Regions from separate parts of the Homo sapiens genome. Here region 1 is linked to region 2. A link is a loop called in an ENCODE intact Hi-C map of the cell type or tissue named here. Cell type or tissue: PC-9. All regions are shown on one strand. Links, peaks and the distances in the headings refer to the core of each region. The heading gives the core; the rest is flanking DNA. Region 1 has its middle 7.9 kb from the start of KRTAP5-11. Region 2 has its middle 48 kb from the start of SHANK2.

Evidence for each region. Hi-C counts contacts between places; a loop is a spot of excess contacts. Peaks named below come from ENCODE experiments on the same cell type or tissue, not always from the same donor. Only the 100,000 strongest peaks of a DNase experiment are listed, where the experiment ranks them.
Region 1: it touches region 2 in a loop (24-fold over the local background); 1 of 110 quality-filtered maps calls a loop at or near these places.

Annotation. Positions count from the first base shown.
Region 1 is chr11:71,585,824-71,595,704 of GRCh38, reverse strand. It overlaps the pseudogene OR7E87P. Among named protein-coding and RNA genes, the nearest start is that of KRTAP5-11, 7.9 kb to the right of the region's middle. In PC-9, for the core only: CTCF peaks have their summits at 6,055 and 6,275 (motif pointing right); a DNase peak (open chromatin) is centred at 6,354; H3K27ac peaks cover 478 bases.
Region 2 is chr11:71,295,476-71,305,356 of GRCh38, reverse strand. No RefSeq gene overlaps it. Among named protein-coding and RNA genes, the nearest start is that of SHANK2, 48 kb to the right of the region's middle. RefSeq lists enhancers at 3,513-4,170, 5,255-6,454. In PC-9, for the core only: no CTCF peak of the experiment used is centred there; a DNase peak (open chromatin) is centred at 5,906; H3K27ac peaks cover 2,345 bases.

The DNA of each region.
Region 1 (9,881 bases), core at 4,878-7,377, 290 kb before region 2:
TGTATATGCAAGTGTATAACAAAGCAGCAACCAATGTGTGTATAAATCTGTAACTTCAAGAAATGTAAAAGGTAAATGATAAGTGGTGGCTGGGCGCAGTCGCTCATGCCTGTAATCCCAGCACTTTGGGAGGCGGAAGCGGGCAGTTCACCTGAGGTCGGGAGTTCAAGACCAGCCTGACCAAAATGGAGAAACACTGTCTCTATTAACAATACAAAAAAAAAAAAAAAAAAATTAGCCAGGCATGGTAGCGCATGCCTGTAATCCCAGCTACTTGGAAGGCTGAGACAGGAGAATTGCTTGAATAGGGGAGGCAGAGGTTGCAGTGATCCGAGACCGTGCCATTGAACTCCAGCCTGGGCAACAAGAGTGAAACTCTGCCTCAAAAAATAAGGAAAAGAAAGAAACAGAAAATGCGAAATGTTAAGAAAAAACAGCATAATAAACGTTTGTATGGTGTTGATGGACAATGCATTTAAAGATAATATTTGAAGAAATCATATTACAATTAATTTCTGTTCTTATTCATTGGAGCTTGATGCCCCTAAAAACTTCGTCATTGGAACCACCTCTGGTGCTTTAAAAGAAAAAAAAAAAAAATCCACATACTCACACAGGTGCAAGGAAATCAGAATCTCAGGTATTGAGACCCAGGCCTCATCATTTGTAAGCTCCCCAGGTGAGTTGACTCAAAGCCAAGATTGAGGAACGGCGACATGGATCTCTACACAGAACCTGCCTAAATAGATTCTCTAGAAGCAGTTTATAAAGAAATTCCACATGGACTGTGGAAGAGGATATGAATTTGATGTACAGTATGTCCTCACTTAACATCTTTGAAAGTCTGTTGGAAACTTCACCTTGAAGCAAATTATGTATAGTGAAACCACTTATTTTTCATCAACAGTATAACTACACAACTTTGAACAACCAATGGTGTTGGAGGACCTCCTGTACATTGTTTCCATAAAGTCAGTTTTCAGGGAATTCCAAAACGAAGTGAGGACTTCGAGTATATAAAAAGATGGTTGTGATTCCACCTGGATGACAGGGTTATTGCTCAGAAACTAAAAGAGGCCGCCTAGGTATAGAGGATTCTGTCATGAGGTTTCTGCTAAACAAAGGATCCCAGAATCCTCATCCATTCCAGTGAAAGGCATAACGAAGAAAGCAATATTCACAAAGGAAATGCGGAAAGGAATAAAAGCCATCAAGCCACAAAAAGAATGTGACTAAGGGGCAGGATTTGCAGATGTAGGGATTTAATGTGGTTGCCCTTTCTCACCCACCAAGAAAAAGGATGGAACAGATCATGAGATTCGACTGTTCTGCTGAGCAGCCTCCGCAGGGCACTTTGTATGTCCCTGTTTCTCAGGCTGTAGATGAAAAGGTTCAGCATGGGAGTGACAACAGCGTATATCAATGATGCCACCACACCATTCCTGGGGGGTGGTGACACAGCTGAAGTCAGGTACATGCCAATGCCTGTTCTATAAAATCAGCAAACAACTGCCTGGTGAGAGCCACAGGTGGAGAAGGCTTTATACTTCCCATCTGACGATGAAATCCTTAGAATGGAGGGGACGATTTTATAGTAAGACCATAGGATCCCTGAAATGGGAAGGAAACCAAACATAGTACTATCAAAATATATGAATATGCTATTGATGACGCCGTCAGAACAGGCAAGTTTGAGAAGTTGAGAGGGGTCACAGACAAAATTAGAGATTTCCACATTCTTGAAGATGGTGAATTGTAACACAATCCAACTGTGCAGCTGGGAATCCAACAGGCTAAGGAAAAAGGACACCAAAACGAAGAAGACACAGAAGTGAGGATTCACGATGACTGGGTAGTGCAGAGGGCGACAGATGGCTACAAAGCAGTCATAGGCCATCACAGTCAGGAGCATGCCTTCTATACATGCAAAAAGGAACAAGAAAGACATCTGCGTCAGACAGCCCGCATGAGAGATGGCTCTGCTATGCGACTGCATGTCCACAATCATCTTGGGAACCGTGGCCGAGGTGAAACCGATGTCAGCCCAGCACAGGTTGGAGAGGAAGAAGTACATGGGGGTGTGGAGGGGAGAGACAGAGCTGACAGCCAGGATGATGAGCAGGTTCCTCAGCACCGTGACCAGATACATGGACAGGGACAGGGAGAGCAAAGCGAGAACCGGCTGCAGTTCTGGATCCTCTGGGAGTCCAAGGAGGAGGAATTCTCAGACACCTGTGAGATTCCGTGGCTCTGTGTGTCTTGGACACCTTGAGAAGGAAAGAGGATTGGAAAAATAAAAGATAAAAACCAGCTCTTAATGCTTGATGCAAGTAATTCAGAAGGAACATTTTCACACTTGCGGACCATACACCACCAGCAATGTTTCTCAGTTGTGACAATTCCAAAAAAATCTCAGAATTATTACGTGATTTACTTTTTTGCTATACAAGGCTTTCTGTACATACTACTTTAGAGAAAATCCACTGAAGAATATTAGAAGACCAAAACGTCTTATAACAAATCCTTGATCTCAGTAAAATACGGCCTACCCTTTTCAGAAAAAAATACAATGCAATGACAATGTCCTTCTCTCTTTAAGAAAAAGATCTCAGTCTAATTGAAAGAAATTAAGAAGCCGTGAAATACACTGTACTTTATTCTGACACCGTGCTACAACTTCCATTGATGTAGAATATGTAAAAGGACGACACAAGAGCTAGGACCCCATTATCTGAAAACGAAATCAAACGTTATAGTTCTCAATCGGAAGACCTTTTCCCATGCCTGTTACTTTTCATATTTATCATCATCCTTCGGTTTTCTGACATCATTTCTTCATAAAGGTACATGCACACTCAAAGATGGGAGCTGTGTTTCCAAATGAATTGAATCTATAACTCTTGGCCCAGCACCATGGCTCACACCTGTAATCCCATCACTTTGGGTGGCCGAGGCTGATGGATCACCTGAGGTCAGGAGTTCCAGACCAGCCTGGCCAACGTGGTGAAACCCCGTCTCCAGTGAAAATTAAAAAAAAAAAAATTAGCCGGGACTGGTGGCGGATAACCCTAACTACTCGGGAGGCTGAAGCAGGAGAATCCCTTAGAACCTAGAAGGCAGAGATTGGACACCCTGTGATAGGATTTTTGATATCCTAGGGAGATATTGCTCCTGACAGCAGAGTGGGTGTACACCCTGTGATATTATTTGTAATATCCTAGAAAGATATTGCTCCTAATATCATGGTTGCTCTACACCCTGTGATCTTAATTGTAATATCCTACAGAGACATTACTCCTAATAATACAGTGGGTGTACACCCTGTGATATTATTCATAATGTATTACAGAGATATGACTCCTGATATCACAGTGAGTGTACACCATGTTTGTACACTCTGTGATCTTATTTGTAACAACTTAGAAAAATATTACAGCTAATATCAAAGTGGGTGTACCCCCTGCGATGTTATTTGTTATCTACTAGGTAGATATTACTCCTAATATCACAGTGAGTGTACACCATGTGTGTACAGACTGTGAAATTATTCGTAATACCCTAGGAAGATATTACTCCTCATATCACAGTGGGTGTACACCGTGAGTGATATTTTTTTCTAATATCCAGCGCGGGAGAGGATGATATTGCTTCCAATATCACAGAAGGTGTACACCCCCCTGTGATTTTGTTCCTAATATCCAGGGAAGGAGAGGATGACATTATTCCCAATATCACTGGGGGTGTACCACCTCCCGCCAGGATATTGTTCTTAATATCCGGAGGTGGAGAGAATGATGTTACTCCCAATATCACAGGGGGTGTACACCACCCCGTTTGTAAACACCCCCTGTGATATTGTTCCAAATGGCCTGCGAAAGAGTAAACATGACTCCCATTATGGTGGGGGGTGTTCAGCCATGGTGATATTGTTTTCTAACATCCAGGGAAGGAGAGTATTCTATTCCTTCCAATATCGCAGGGGTTGTACACCCTTTTGTGTTTTTGTGCCCAATATCCAGGAAACTAGAGGATGATGTTACTCCCAATGTCGAAGTAATTGTACAGCACCCCTGTGATATTCTCCCTAATATCCAGAAAGGAAAAGAATGATATTACTCCCAACAGCGTAGGAAACGTATACCCGCGCTGTGGTATCTTTCCCAGTGTCCAGGTGGGGAGAGGATCATATTACTTCCAATGTCGCAGGGTGTGTACACCCCCTTTGTGAGCTCGTTGCTAACATCCAGGTTTGGGGAGGACGACATTACTCCCAATATCGCAGGGGGAGTACACCCCCTCGTGACCTTGTTAGTCATTTCCTGGGTGGAGAGGATGATCTTACTCCCAATATCGCAGGGGGTGTACACACCCCTGTGAAAATCTTCCTATTTTCAGAGGGAGAGAGGATGATATTACTCCCAGGACCGCAGGGGGTTTCCATAGCCCTGTGATCCTCTTCCTAATATCCACAGGGAGAAAGGATGATACGACTCCCAATATCGCAGGGGGTGTACACAACCCTGTGATATTGTTCCTAATATCCAGAGCGAAAGAGGATGATATGACTCTCAATATCACAGAGGGTGTGCACCCCTCCTGTAATATTGTTCTGAATACCCTGGGAGGGAGAGGATAAGGTTACATTGAATATCGCAGGGAATGTACACCCTCCCCCTCTGATACCCTTCCTAATGTGCAGGGGAAGAGAGGAAAATTTCACTCCCAATATCACAGAGGCAGTACACCCCACCTGTGATGTTGTTCCCAATATGGAACTACTCTCAATATCGCAGGGCTGTTCACATCGCTAGTGACATTTTTTCCTAATATCTAGGGGAGAGACAATGCTATGACAGCAAAGGTCGCAGGGTCTGTGCATCCCTTCCTGATATTGCTCCTAATGTCCAGGGGGAAAGAGGATGATATCAAATATGAAAGGGGGTGTACATCCCCCACCACTACGATATTGTTCTTAATAATCGTGAGGGGAGTCAATGATATTACTCCAAATATCGCAGGGGTTGTTCACAACCCCCTGTGATATTGTTTCTGATATCCGGGGGGGAGAAAATCATGTTACTTCCAATATTGCAGGTGGTGTAAACCCCACCTGAAATATGGCACCGAATATGCAAAGAGGGAGAGGTTGGTATTCATACCAATATCGAAGTGTGTGTACACGCCCCTTGTGATATGGTTTTTAATATCCAGTGGGCGGGAGGATGATATTAGTCCGAACATCCCAGAGGGTGTACACTACCCCTGTGATATTGTCCCTAACTTCCAGAGGGAAGAGGATGATATCACTCCCAAAATCTCAGAAGTTGTACATCCTCCGTGATATTGTTCGTCATATCCAGGGAGGCGCAGGATGACATTCCATTGAATTTCGCGACAGGCGTACACGCACAGTGTGATATTGTTCCTAATATCCAGGAAGGGAGAGGATGATATTACTCCCAATAAAGCAGTGGGTGTACATCACCCCTTTGTTATTGTCTCTAATATCTGGGGCCGGGGGAGTGGGGGAGAGGATAACATTCCCTCAAATTTAGCAGGTCATTTGACGCCGCTTGTGGTGTTGTTTTACATATCCAGTGGGGAAGACAATAGTACTATTTTTGATAGTCCGATTCATCCGCTCCACCTTTCCGGAATGCTGAGGCCGGGAGGCGGCATGCAGTTTCCGTGTGATCCCCAATACCTTTGCCGTCTTCTGTACCAAGGCAGCCAAAAACGCAGGCCCGTAGTCTGAGCCGATCCATAAGGGCGGTCGAAATCTAGGAATCAGATCTCAAAGAAGCACAGGGGTTACTTCACGAGCTTTCTCAGTTAGTGTTGGATAAGCCTCCACCCACCCAGAGTAGGTACACATAACAACTAGTAAATACTTGTTACCTCCACACTTTGGCATCTCTGTGAAGTCCACCTGGAGACCTTCAAAGAGGGCTGCTCCATAAGCTCATATGCCGTGCGGAACGGCTGGACATTGCCTCGCATCATGCTGTCGGCAGGTAACACACCGCTGCCTCACAGTTTTGGCAAGGGCTGACAAAGGTGAGATGTAGAAATACCAGCCTAACAACTTTTCCAGTGACTCCTGACCTCGATGGGTGGTTTCTTGCACAGCCAGTACAACTGCAGCTCCTAGCAGCTGTGGCACAGCTACTCTCCCATCTGCTAACCGAATCCATCCTTCCTCCATCACTTGTCCTTCCCTCTACCTGGAGAAAGTCCTTTTCTTCTTTAGAAGTAGGTCCAAGATCAGGTGCTTGAGGGAGCACTGATGCCCAGAAGGGGGCAGATGCTGCTTTTCGAGCGTCTGAGTCAGCGCGGGAATTCCCCAAACCCAGCAAGGTGGAAGCTCACTGGTGTCCCCTGCAATGCATAACTGCCACCTTGTGGAGTTTCCATACTGCTTCTAATCATTGCAAGATTTCTTGTTGATATTTTCTGTCTTTTTCCCCAGAGTTCAATAGGCCCTTTTCTTTCTATCACACTCCAGGCACTTGAAGGGTTGAAAAGACATACTGAGAATCAGTGTAAATGTTGACAGTCTGACCCTCACTGAGTTCTAAGGCCCGAATGAAAGCAATGAGTTCAGCTTTCTGGGCTGAAGTGCCCTGGGGCAACGATCTGGCTTCAACAACAGTGTCCAGGGTTATCACTGCATATCCTGCACCTCTCTCTCCTTGGGGGTTGAAGAAGCTGCTCCCATCCATGTATAGTTCCCAGTCTACTGATGCCCAAGTCTGGCCCCGGAGGTCAGGTCTGCTAGAGTCAATTGTGTCCAACACTTCTACACAACCAGGCTCGACAGGGCTCTCTGATAGCGGGAGCAAGGTGGCGGGGTGTAGGCTGTTACAAACTTCAGTGGTTATATGGGGATTTTCACAGAGCAAAGTTTGGTACTTGGTGAGTCTGGCATCGTTAGCCAATGATGTCCTTTAGTATTCATTAAAGTCACCACAGCATGGGAGGCCTTTATGTTCAGGTTTTGCCCAAGAGTCAGCTTATTTGCTTCTTGTACTGGCAGGGCAGTTGCTGCCAAGGCCCTCCAACAGGGGGGCCATCCTTTAGAGACCCAGTCTAGTTGTTGAGAGAGGTAGGACCCCGGCCTAGGCCTGGGCCCCACAGTTTGGGTTCAAAGTCCAGCTGCCATCTTTTCTCTCTCTGATTATACGATGGAAAAGGCTTTGTCAGATCAGGTAGCCCCAGGGCTGGCGCTGCCAGAAGTTTTTCCTTTAACTCATGAAAGACTTACTGTTGTTGGGATCCACATTCCAAAGGTTCCCAGTCCCCGCCCCTTTGGTGACCTCATACAAAGGCTTGGCTAATACAGCAAAGTTTGGGATCCACAGTCTACAAAACCCCACAGCTCCTAAGAATTCTCTCACCTGCCTTCTGCTCTTAGGCTCTGCTAGATTGCAAATGACCTGCTTTCTTTCTGATCCCGGGCTGCGTTCCGACCCCTGTCAGATAGTCAATCCCCAGAAACTTACCTGCTGTCGGCAGATCTGAGCTTTCTTCTTGGACAACTGATACCCACAGTCCTCCAGGTGCCAGTGTAGGACAACTGTTCCCTTGGCACACCTGACTGCCGTGGGGTGTTCCAGCAGAAGGTCATCAACCTACTGGAGCAACACACAGCCTAGGTCTCTGCTGGGAAACTTCTGGAGGTCGCGAGCCCACGCCTCCCCGAAGATGGTGGGGGAGTTCTTGAACCCTTGGGGAAGCCTGGTCCAAGTGTACTGAGTAGTGACACCTGACTCCGGATCTTCCCACTGAAAGGCAAACAGCTTCTGCCTCTCAGGGGCTAATCTGATAGGAAAGAAAGCGTCTTTCAGGTCCAAGCAGGTGAACCAGCTGTCCTCAGCTGGCGGCAACCCCAACAATATGGACGGGTTAGGTACTGTTGGATGGAAAGTCAGTGTAGCTTGATGAAGCAAGCGCAAATCCTGTACCGGCCGGTAGTCCTTGGTCCGTGGCTTGGGAACAGGCAGGAGGGGAGTGTTCCATGGAGACTGACAAGGAACAATAATTCCAAAAGTTCTTAGGTGCCTGAGACGGACCTGGATACCTTGAAGGGCTTCTCTGGGGACCAGGTCCTATTTTTGCCTCACCGGCTGGGCCCCAGTCTTAACTGGCCAATCCCGGAGGGTTGTCTTCTACCCGTACTCTTGGCCACCGCTTAGCCAGAGCTGGTCTTCTCTCTTGGCCCAGCTCAGTTCAGAAAAGTCTCCATTCCTCCTCTCGGGGGACCATAAGGGTCATAATGACTCCCGTTCTGGGTAACTTTAGCAGTAAAGAGCTGTGCTCTGTCAAAGAGACAGTGGCTCTCAGCTTGCTGAGCAAGTCCCTTCCCGAAAAGGTCAAGGGACAGTCAGGCATGTACCAAAACTGATGAATGACTTTATGTCCTCCTACAGTACAAGTCTGAGACAAGCAGAAAGCTTGCTTTGCTGAAACCCCCGTGGCTCCGATGACATCAATAGTCTTTTTGGATAAGGGGGCGACCGGGGCGGTTACTAGCGAATGTTCAGCACCGCTATCTACAAGAAAGTCAATGTCTCCACCCCCGACTGTCATTCTGACCAGAGGCTCTTTGGGAACGCTTGAGCCGGGTCTCCCTCAGTCCAATAACCCTTCTGCCAGGTTTAGCAGGGCCCCTTCCTCCTTGTCCGGGGCCTCCTGCTCTGAGTCACCTTGTTTTCTTTTGAGCTGAGGGCATTTGTTCTTCCACTGTCCTATTTCTTTACAATAAGCACACTGGTTATGCTGCAAACTCTGACAGCCAAGCTGAGTTTCTTTCCCAGGGCCCCCCTTCCCTTGCCTCTTTGGGGGGGCCCCTCTGATTGCTGCAGCTGACAAACAGGTCGTCGTGTCACCGGGCCTGACTTCCATTCTCTTTGCCATTTTCCTTAGGGCTTACTGCATCCCTGTTTACAAACACCTGGCTAGCTATTTCTAGTAATTGTGGTGGATTCATCCCTGCAAGCCCAGCCTGTTTCTGCAGTTTTCTTCTCATGTCTTCTGCGCTTTGACTGACTAAAGCCATGTGAATCATGCGCTGATTTTCAGGGCTATCGGGATCAAAGGGAGTATACATACGATAGGCCTCCCACAATTCTCTCTCATACAATTGTGCTGGACTTTCTTCTTTTCCCTGAATGACCTCAGAGAGCTTGTTAACGTTTGTGGCTTCCTGAGCTCCCCTCATTAATCCTTCCAAGAGAGCTTCCCTGTCTCGGTTTAGCCTTTGCATCTCCTCTCTTTCATGTGGGTCCAACTGGGGGTCGGTTCCTGGCAACTGGGTCCTTCCATACTCTTGGAGGTTTTGATAATCAGCTGGTGCGTGTTCCTCTAGCCACTTAGTTACTGCTTGGAGGACTCTCCGCCTTTCTTCGCTGTTAAAGAGGAACATGAGCAACTGGTGCCAATCAGCCCAGGTGGGGTCGTGGGTCTGGATAACAGCTTGGAGCAAATCAATTAGGGCTTGTGGCTTTTCGCTATAGGGCGGTGTATTGTTTTTCCAGTTGAGAAGATCGACGCAGGTGAAGGACTGGTAGCCAAAAACACGCCTCTCCAGCACTTGACCATCCTCATCTATCCCAGTATACTGCTGCTCTCTCAGGGGCATTTGTGTCCCCATTTTGGGTCATAAACAAGCTGCCGAGGGAGGGGTGGAATGGCGCAATGACTTACTGCAATTAATAATCTCAATTGTTAATGGACACTAATAATTATCAATATTAATAACCCATAATATAATTTTTAAAATCAATACCGATAATGATAATTAATATTAAATAGTTATACTAATGATAACAATGCATGATTAATATTGATTAATGACGCCTGATATTAATAACTGATATTGA
Region 2 (9,881 bases), core at 4,915-7,414:
AGGGCTTAAACAACAGAAATGTCTTCTCTCACAGTTCCAGAGGCCAGAAGTCCAAAATCAAGGTGGCAGCAGGGCCGGGCTCCCTCCAAAGGCTCTAGAGGAGGATCCTTCCTTGCCTCTCCCAGCTCCTGGTAGTGGCCAGCAGGCCTGGCACTCCTTGGTTTGTGGACGCATTGCTCCAATCTTGGCCTCTGTCCTCACTCACATGGCCTTCTCCTTGGAGGCTCTGAGTCTTTCTCTCTTCTATGAGAACACGCGTCATTGCATTTAGGGCCCACCTTGAATCCAGAATGGTTTCATCTAGAGATCCTTCACTTAATCACATCTGCAAAGATACTAGTTCCAAATAGGGGACATTCACAGGTCCCAGGGTTATGACTTAGACATGTACTTTGAGGGGCATTGTTTAACCCGCTACAGCATGTCTTGGGCTTCCATACTATTTCTCTCTCTTTTTCCATTCTCCTTTTTTATTTTTTGAACACAGAGTCTCTCACTCTGTCTCCCAGGCTGGAGTGCAGTGGCACCATCATAGCTCACTGCAGCCTTGACCTCCCAGGCTTAAGTGATCCCCCCACCTCAGCCTCCCGAGCAGTTGGAACCACAGGTGCACGCCACCATGCCTGGTTGTTTTTGTGGAGATAGGGTCTTGCTATGTTGCCTAAGATGGAGTTGAACTCCCAGACTCAAGTGATCCTCCCACTTTGGCCTCCCAAAGTGCTGGGATTACAGGCATGAGCCGCCATGCCTGGGCCCATTCCACTTTTTGATGGAGAGTTTATGGACTAATTCATAGAAGGGTATGGATTCTTGATCATGGCTTAAGAAATGAGGCATTCATATTCTGACTAATTATCAAGGAAATTCAATCCAATTTCAAACATGTATTAATCTTCTATGGGTTGGTCTCTGGATGTAGACTAGAGACCTTACCATGTCCATGTTTGGGCAAGGTGGCTCTTGGGGGGATGTAGACACAGGGTGGTTCTCTGGATGCTTAGGATGTCCTGGAAAAGAAAGACTGGGTACATCTGCATTTAGAAATATCTGCTGAGTTGGGGGCATCTTGCTGTATCAAACCCTGGACAAGACCTTAGGGATTCAGAAAGGACTCAGACAAGTGCCCAGTCCTCAAATCCTTGCAGATCTTCTGAGGCCACACTGTCTTCTGAAACTCTAAGGAGGTAAATGCCTATGGTTGGTCTGCTATGCCATCCCGTAACCCACTTGCAGAGTGTTTGCTTCCCACTTTTGCAATTTTGAGTGTTGCTGGTTTGCACAGGATGTTTCCACCTGGAGACACAACATTGGTTCCAGTGAAGTGGAAAACGAGATGATTACATGGCCATTTTGGGCTCCATACACCACTGAACCTGCAGGAAAAGAGGAAGGTCACTATACCGGCCAGAGTGATGGATCCCAATTGCCAAGGGGAAATTTAGTTGCTGCTACATGATGTGGGATGGTGGGGAGGAAGGAGACTAGTTCTAGACCCAAAGGATTCTCTGGGGTGCCTGTTGGTTCTTGCATAATTAATAGTACAAGTGAGTGGTGAACTATCCCCCAAAAAGACAGACCATTGAGGATTCAGACCCTTCAGGAATGAGTGTCTGGTTCCCCCACCCAGGTAAGACACCCCACCCAACTGAGGTCAAAGGGGACATGAAATGATGGTGGAAGAGGGCTCATGATGGCAGCTGTAGAAACACAGACCATGGCCATGCGCAGGTGTCCTGGCCTTGCTTCTGATGGGCACATGTATCCCTACATACACGGGATTGTTTTTATGGACATTCACTATTTTTTTGTCTCTCTTCTCATTCTTTAAACATATTTTGTTAGGGATCAGCTTTCTGATTTAGTCTGTAGCCAACGGAATTTTCGGAAGGGACTCTGTGGTAGGCAGAACAATGGACCCCAAAGACATTCACATCCTTATCCCTGGAACCTGCAAACATGTGACCTTACCTGGCAAGAGAGACTTGGCAGGTGCGATTAAAGTGGGATCTCAGAGACAGGGAGGTTATTCTGGATTTTCCAGATGGGCCAAACCTACTCCCATGAATCCTTAAAAGCAAAGAACCTTTCCCAGCTATGTTCAGAGGGAGCTGGAAGAGTGGAGCGAAAGAGGCAATGTTTCTCCTTAAAAGATGGAGAAAGGGCCCAGCAGCCAAGACACTGGGCAGCCTCGAGAGGCTGGAGAAAGCAAGGAAACAGATTGTCCCCTAGAGGGCCCAGAGGGAACCAGCCCTGCTGATGCCTTGACTTTAGCCCAGTGAGACTTTTGTCTGACTTTTCACCTCCTCAACCACAGCAGCAATAAATTGGTGTCATTTGAAGCCACTACATTTGTGGTAATTTGCTACATCAGCTGTAGAGGACTAATCAAAGTGGTGATTGGATTTAAGAACTATCTCAGCTGGGGCAGTGGCTCACACCTGCAATCCCAGCACTTTGAGAGGCTGAGAGGAGAAGATCCCTTGAGTTCAGGAGTTCAAGGCTACCCTGGGCAACATAGTAAGACCCCCATCTCTACAAAAAATTCAAAAATTATCAGGGCATGGTGGTACATGCCTGTGGTCCCAGCTACTGGAAAGGCTGAAGTGGGAGGGTCACTAGAGCCTAGCCAGGCTGCAGTGAGTTGCGAAAGCACCACTGCACTTCAGCCTGGGTGACAGAGCAAAACCCTGTCAAGAAGAAGAAGAAGAGGAGGAGGAGAAGGAGGAGAAAGATCTGGCATGGCCCAGAGGTAGTGCTAGGACCAGCTGCCAAAGACAGACACAATGACTGATGGCTTCTACAGCTCCTCAGTTGGGGGAGAGGGTAAGAAAAATCTTCATTTGTGTGGAGGATGCTTGCAGCTTGTTAGACAGAAGCTTAAGTTGCCTTGCTGTTGGAGAGATGTGCAAATAGGAGAAGAAGGGTGCGTACAGAGGCTGCACAGCCCAAGGGGTGTGCGTGACCCTGGCCTCTCCATGTCACAGCTGCCCTTGCACACTGGGCGTTCTTGGCGCCTGGCTGGCTCGCACAGGGGATGCTGGAGGGGACTGCGGGGCTGGATGGGGAAGGTTTTGTCCCTCGATCCTGTTCTGGCCATGCTCCTACTGCTGCTGCTGCTCCTACGGCTGCTGCTGCTGCTCCTTTCTTTTTCTTTCCTTCCCATAGCAGAAAGGATCTTGCCTATGATTTTCCCAACCCTCACGAACCAGGGACCCTGTGTCCCCCACCCCCAAGAGACACCCCCCAGCTAGCCAGCCAGCCAGCGCTTCCTCCTTGGAAGTCTCAGTTTACGCCCTGTGGGCTGCACTTCCTGGCTTCCTTGCTGTTATGGTGGCAGCCTCACCTCCGTGGGAGTGGCTGAGTCCTGCTGTTGTTGTCTTCATGACGTCTGAGTTCTCACCGTGCGTGGATCAGCTGGGGAGAAGTCACTGGCACCCAGCTAGCATCCCTTCTGTATTCTTCTCTATTAAATTCTGGCTGCCGAAATACCCGTGTGGTTTCTGTCTCCTGACGGCTCCTTAGCAGCATGCCAGGTGTTGTGATGGGGCCATAAGCCGCATGTTCTGGAAGAACTGTGGAAGAAGCAGTTCACTCTAACAGGGTCCCCAGAGGAGGGGCTTTCATGACACGCCGGGGAAAGAGGGGCTGTTCGAGGTGGGCAGTTCATCCTGCCGTCCCTCCTTAACACAGGTCAGACCAGCACTGCCCTCCTGTAGGCAGGTTGCTCTGGAAGTTTCCCAGCTGGGCCCCTGCAGGGGTCGTGCTGTGTCCTGGGCCGCCGAGCAACCCAGCCTGGCTAACGGGTGAGGAAACTGGCTCGGCCCAGGTCTCTAGGGACAGAGGGCCTCCAGTCACCCTCCAACTCCACTCTGGCCCTGTGATTTCAGACTCTCACTATCCCCTATCCTGTGCACCCTGGTAAACACCATCTACATTCCCAGGAGGATCGTGGATCACCAGCAGGTACCAGATTCTAGAAGAGACAAGGAAGGACCCTCCCCTAGAGCCTCCAGAGGAAGCAGCCCTGTGACACCTTGATTTTCAACTTCTGGCCTCCAGCCGGGCATGGTGGCTCACATCTGCAATCCCAGCAGTTCGGGAGGCCAAGGCAGGTGGATCACTTGTGGTCAGGAGTTCAAGACCAGCCTGGCCAACAGGGTGAAACCCCGTATCTACTAAAAATACAAAAATTAGCCAGATACGGAGTCCTGAGGGACACCATCCAAAGCTGCCTGCAGAGATGGGACAAGCGCGTGCGGTGACAAATGGAGTCATTCTCAGAAGCTGAGAGCAGAAGGCTGGCAAGCCTTCTATTTGTTCTGTAAGAAGATGTACCCAGCTTCCAAGAAGGCATCTCTCCAGGAAAGACCTCGGATATAGATACGTCCTAAATCTTTGCTTCTGCCTGCATTTTCTCCAAAACCTCCATTCAATTTCCATTGTCAGTACCTGTGTCTTTCATTTTCCTGGCAGCAGCTGTGCCTGGCTTCTTCAGAGTCATTAGAAAAGGCCCCTGCCTCCTTCCCTGGGCTATTCCACATCAGTCCGTCCCCAGGGTTTCACTGATGAGGTTTGGAAAGCTGAGGCCACTGCCTGGCTGATGGGGAGAGCTTGAGAGGCTGTTTTTCTGCCTTTCTCAGGTCCCTGGAAACCTGAATTTATGCAACACGTTCTTTTTGGTTGGGAAAAAAAAAAAAGAGAAAACTCCTCATTGATCATCAAGTCTGGGTAGCAGACCAGGCAAAATTGTGAAATAGAACATTGTTAAATATTTTTATCTGCGCTGGGTGGCCACTTCTCCCTTTTGTTCTTTGGTTTTCCAGTTGTGATAAACAGAGCGCACATTTTTATTCCTTGGTCTGTTCTCTAGAAATGGCTCTTGGCTTGTAGCAATCAGGGCTAATTCGTAGTGAGGGCCTCCTGTGCATAGGAACTTTTCATGCTTGTTTTCTTTTTCCTCCTCGAAGCTTGTTTTAGTTTCCTAGAGCTGCCAGAACAAATGGGAACCACAAACTCGGAGGCTTGAAACAACAGAAATCTATTAGTGTCACAGTTCTGGAGGCCAGTTTTTTGTTTGTTTGTCTGAAATGGAGTCTCCCAGGCTGGAGTGCAATGGCACAATCTCGGCCCACTGCAACCTCTGCCTCCCGGGTTCAATCGATTCTCCTGCCTCAGCCTCCTGAGTAGCTGGGATTACAGGCATGTGTCACCATATCTGGCTAATTTTTGTATTTTTAGTAGAGACGGGGTTTCACCATGTTGGCCAGGCTGGTCTCAAACTCCTGACCACAAGTGATCCACCTGCCTCAGCCTCCCGAACTGCTGGGATTGCAGGTGTGAGCCACCACGCCCGGCTGGAGGCCAGAAGTCGAAAATCAAGGTGTCACAGGGCTGGTTCCTCTGGAGGCTCTAGGGGAGGGTCCTTCCTTGTCTCTTCTGGGATCTGGTACCTGCTGGTGATCCACGATGCTCCTGGGAATGTAGATGCATCACCCCAGTGTCTGCTCTGTGTTTCCATCACATCCCCTCCGTGTCCTCTGCCCTTCCCTTCTCTTCTCTCATGAGGACGCTGGAGGTACAGCCGCTCCCATGCAGAATAACCTCAGCATTTCCTTAATCACATCTGCAAAGACCCTTTTTCCAAACAAGGCCGCACACACAGGTCCTGGGTGGATGTACCCTCTGCGGGAAGTCACCACGCAACCCACCACGCGGCCCTTTGGAGCGGATTCTGTGGCCACATCACTGAACTGATGACAAACAGAACAAGCACGTTTGGGGAGGTCGAGTGACTGGCTGGTGAGCAGCTATGCTGGAATTTGGGGCTGGGCACGTCCAGGCTGACATGACTCATTCCTGGTGCTCCCTCTGGCTGGCGTTCCTGCTGGAGCTTCATACTTCCTCACTGTGTCACGTCCCCCAGTGTTGGGCTGGGCTCTGAGCTCTGGATCAGCGTGGCTGCTGCCGCAGAACAAGCCACGCTTTACCCTGCATCCGCTTAAATGTCACCTTGTCAGGCAGGACTTTCCTGTCCCCCGTCCCTACACTAACATTAAATTCACTTCCTGACCTCGCGTAGGAGTGCCCTGGGGATGCTGCAACAAAGGACCACAAACTTAGTAGCTTCAAACAAGACATTTATTCTGTAGCAATTCTGAAAGTCTGGAGTCTCACTGGGCTAAAATCAAGGGGTCATCAGGGTTGGGTTCTGCTGGAGGCTCCGGGGAGAACTTGTTTCCTTGCCTTGTCTGGCTTCTAGCGGCCGCCTGTGGTCCTTGGCTCGGCTCGTGGTCCCTACCTGCGAGGCCAAACTAGCTGCGTAGCATCTTCCAGTCTCTGTCCCATGCTGAATAGACTTCCACTTGTGTTGCCACATCTCCTACCCACAGGGACCCCGCCTCCCTATCCTAAGGACTCTGTGATGACACCGTGCCCATCCAAATAATCCAGGATCATCTCCCCGCCTCAAGGCCCTAGTCACATCTACATGGCCCCTTTTTCCACATCAGGTAAGATATTCGCAGGCTCCCGGGATTGGACACTTCACTGGGAGGCCGTACCCTGCCTACCGCACCCAGCTTTCTTTACATCCCTGGTGGTCCCCAGCATATTGATTATTTACTTCTATTGCTGATGTCTCCCCACTGGAAGGTCAGCTTCCTGAGGGCAGGGGTGTGGCTAGTTCCCTGCTGCATCTTCAGACTGTGTCTGGCATACAGCAGGCACTCAATAAATACTTGTTTAATGAACGAAATGGCATAAGACTGCTACTGAAATGTGGGTCTCACGGAGTGACTTAGAAGATGTTCTCTTCTGAATTGGAGCCACCATAGGCTCAAAGAAACTTTTTTTAAAGGCTGAATCTGAAAGCAATTATATCACAGGATTCTAAAAATGCCTATTTTAAACTGTTGACATAATGCCCACGACCAAAACCTCAGTGTCCCGGAGAACATCGGCAGGTGCCGAAGGGCATCTGAAATGCTGTAACTTGAAGCAGCTCGTCCATGAAGCCTGGCCTGTGGGCTGCCCCTACAGCCGTGCCTGTGGTGCCCACACCAGACCAGGGGATGCTCTCACAGGACCAGGGGATGCCGTCCACCTCTAAGCGAGGTGTGACTGGGTCCTTGGATGGGGAAACACAGCAGACCTGCCTATTTCTGAGACTGTTTTAAGCAAAGCCTAGGGCTCTGGCCTCCTCCTTTTATACAACAGAGACCTGCACCTTCCATCTGGGAGAGGAAGCAGAGGCAGTCAGGTGGCCACATCCCTCCTCAGAACCAGAAACCACTGGTCCAAACCCTCTGGCCCCTTGTTCACTAAGAAACAACACCCACTTCTCTGAATTTTCTGACTCTTCTTACATCTCTCTCTAAAGTAAGCTTGCCAGCAAAAAAAATGTTTAAGATAAGTATGTCCCAAATATAGCATGGGATATACTTACACTAAAACATTTATCCATTGCTTACTTGAAATTCATATTGCCTGTGAATCCTGCATTTAAAAAGATTCAACTACAGCTCATCCTTGTTTTAAGAGCAGTTTAATGTGCACAGCTAAATTGAGCAGAAAGAGAGTTCCCATATACCCCCGCCTCCGCACATGTACAGCCTCCCCCATTGCCAACATTCCTACCAGAGTGGTGCATTGGTTACAACTGATGAACCTACATGGACACATCGTCACTTAAAGTCCATAGTTTACATTAGGGATCACTCTCAGGGTTGCACATTCTGTGGGTTTGGACAAACGTTACAATGACATGTCTTCACCATTACAGTATTAAACAGAATCATTACACTGCCCTAAAGATCTCCTGAAGCCAGGCGCAGTGGCTCATGCATGTAATTCCAGCACTTTGAGAGACTTGAGAAGGGAGGATCACTTGAGCCCAGGAGTTCAAGAACAACCTGGGCAACATAGTGAGACCCCCATCTCCACAAAAAAAGAAAAATTAGCCAAGTGTAGTGGTGCATGCCTATGGTCCCAGCTACTCAGGAGGCTGAGGTGGGAGGATCCCTTGAACCCAGGAGTCTGAGGCTGCATGAGCCAAGCCCTGATACCGCCACTGCACTTCAGCCTGGGCAACAGAGTGAGACCTTGTCTCAAAAAAAGAAAAAAAGTAAAAAAAATCCTCTGTGGTCCACCTCTTCATCCCTCCCTCTCCTCAACCCATCACAACCATTGTACTTGCATACCCATCGCGACCATCGTATTTCCATAGTCTCCATAGTGCTGCCTTTTTCAAAATGTCATATCGTTATCTGGGATCTTAAAGTGTGCAGCATTCTCAGTCTGGCTTCTTTCATGTAGCGATATGCATTTAAGACTCCTCCACTTCTTTTCATGGCTGGTACCTCATTTCTTTTTATTGCTAATAGAATTCCATTGTCTGGATGTACCACAGCTTATGTATCTACTCTACTGAAGGACATCTCAGTTGCTTCCAAGTTTGGGCAATTGTGAATACAGCTGCTATAAACACTTGTGTGCAGATTTTTGTGTGGACTTAAGTTTCAAGTCCTTAGGTAAATACTGAGGAGTATAATTGCTGGTTTATATGGTTAGAGTATGTTTAGTTTTGCAAGAAATGGCCAAACTGTCTTCCACAGTGGCTGTACCATTTTGTTTTCCCACCAGCAATGAATGAGAGTTCCTGTTGCTCCACCTCCTCCCCAGCATTTGTTGTTGTTAGTGTGTCAGATTTGGGGCACTCTAACAGGTGTGTAGTGGCATTACATTGTTGTTGGTTTTTTTTTGAGACGGAGTCTTACCTTGTCACACAGGCTGGAGTGCAGTGGCACGATCTCGGCTCATTGCCAGCTCTGCCTCCCAGGTTCATACCATTCTCTTGCCTCTGCCTCCCGAGTAGCTGAGACTACAGGTGCCCACCACCATGCTTGGCTAATTTCTTTTTGTATTTTTAGTAGAGACAGGGCTTCACCGTGTTAGGCAGGATGGTCTCGATCTCCTGGCCTCGTGATCTGCCTGCCTCGGCCTCCCAAAGTGCTGGGATTACAGGCATGAGCCACCGCACCTGGCCTACATCGTTTTTTTTAATGTGCAGTTCCCTGATGATGACATGAGATGTGTAGCATCTTTTTGTATCCTGCATTTTTATTTGCTGAATCTGGCAGCCCTACACCACAGAAAAAGCCACTGGCATCTATATTGCCCTGAAGTCATTGGTTTCTACATGAATCTGGCTCATGAGGCAGGGACCCACATCTCCTTCATGTCTGCATCTGGGAAAAGGGTGCATCAACCACCAGGCAGGTTCTCGGTACTCGTGTGCATGTGCAGTAGGTGATTGAGTCTATAGACAGTAGCTTTATGTTGCACCTTCCCCTGTGCAATGCCCCCTTTGTTTCTGTATTGTGTTCTCTTTCCCCAGATCACAAACTTGGTAGCACGTTGCTGTTGTGCTTGATAATCATTTCTAACCCAAGCACACCCGTTCACAGGTGTCTCCATGGCCGCCATCTTGGTCCTGCCTGACATCACTGCCAGGGTAGGCTCCTTCCTGCCCTTTACACGGTGACTTCACATTTGTGTCCAGGGAAATGGCTCCATGTCTTAATAATGTTAAGGAGGTAATCAGCCACAAAAGTGTAATTCCTGTGTCTCCTGGTTTGTGGATAGAACTCAATCTCGAGGTCGGGAAGCAGAGCAAGATGGCTCAATGCAAGGCTCCAGTGATCACCATTCCCCACCCCCCACAGAACACCAAATTGAACAACTATCCACACAAGAAAAGCACCTTTGTAAAAACCAAATACAGGTGCGCAATCATGGTACCTGGTTTTAACTTCATATTAAGGAAAGATGCACTGAAGAGGGCAGGAAAGTCAGCCTTGAATTGCTGATGCCACCTATCCCCC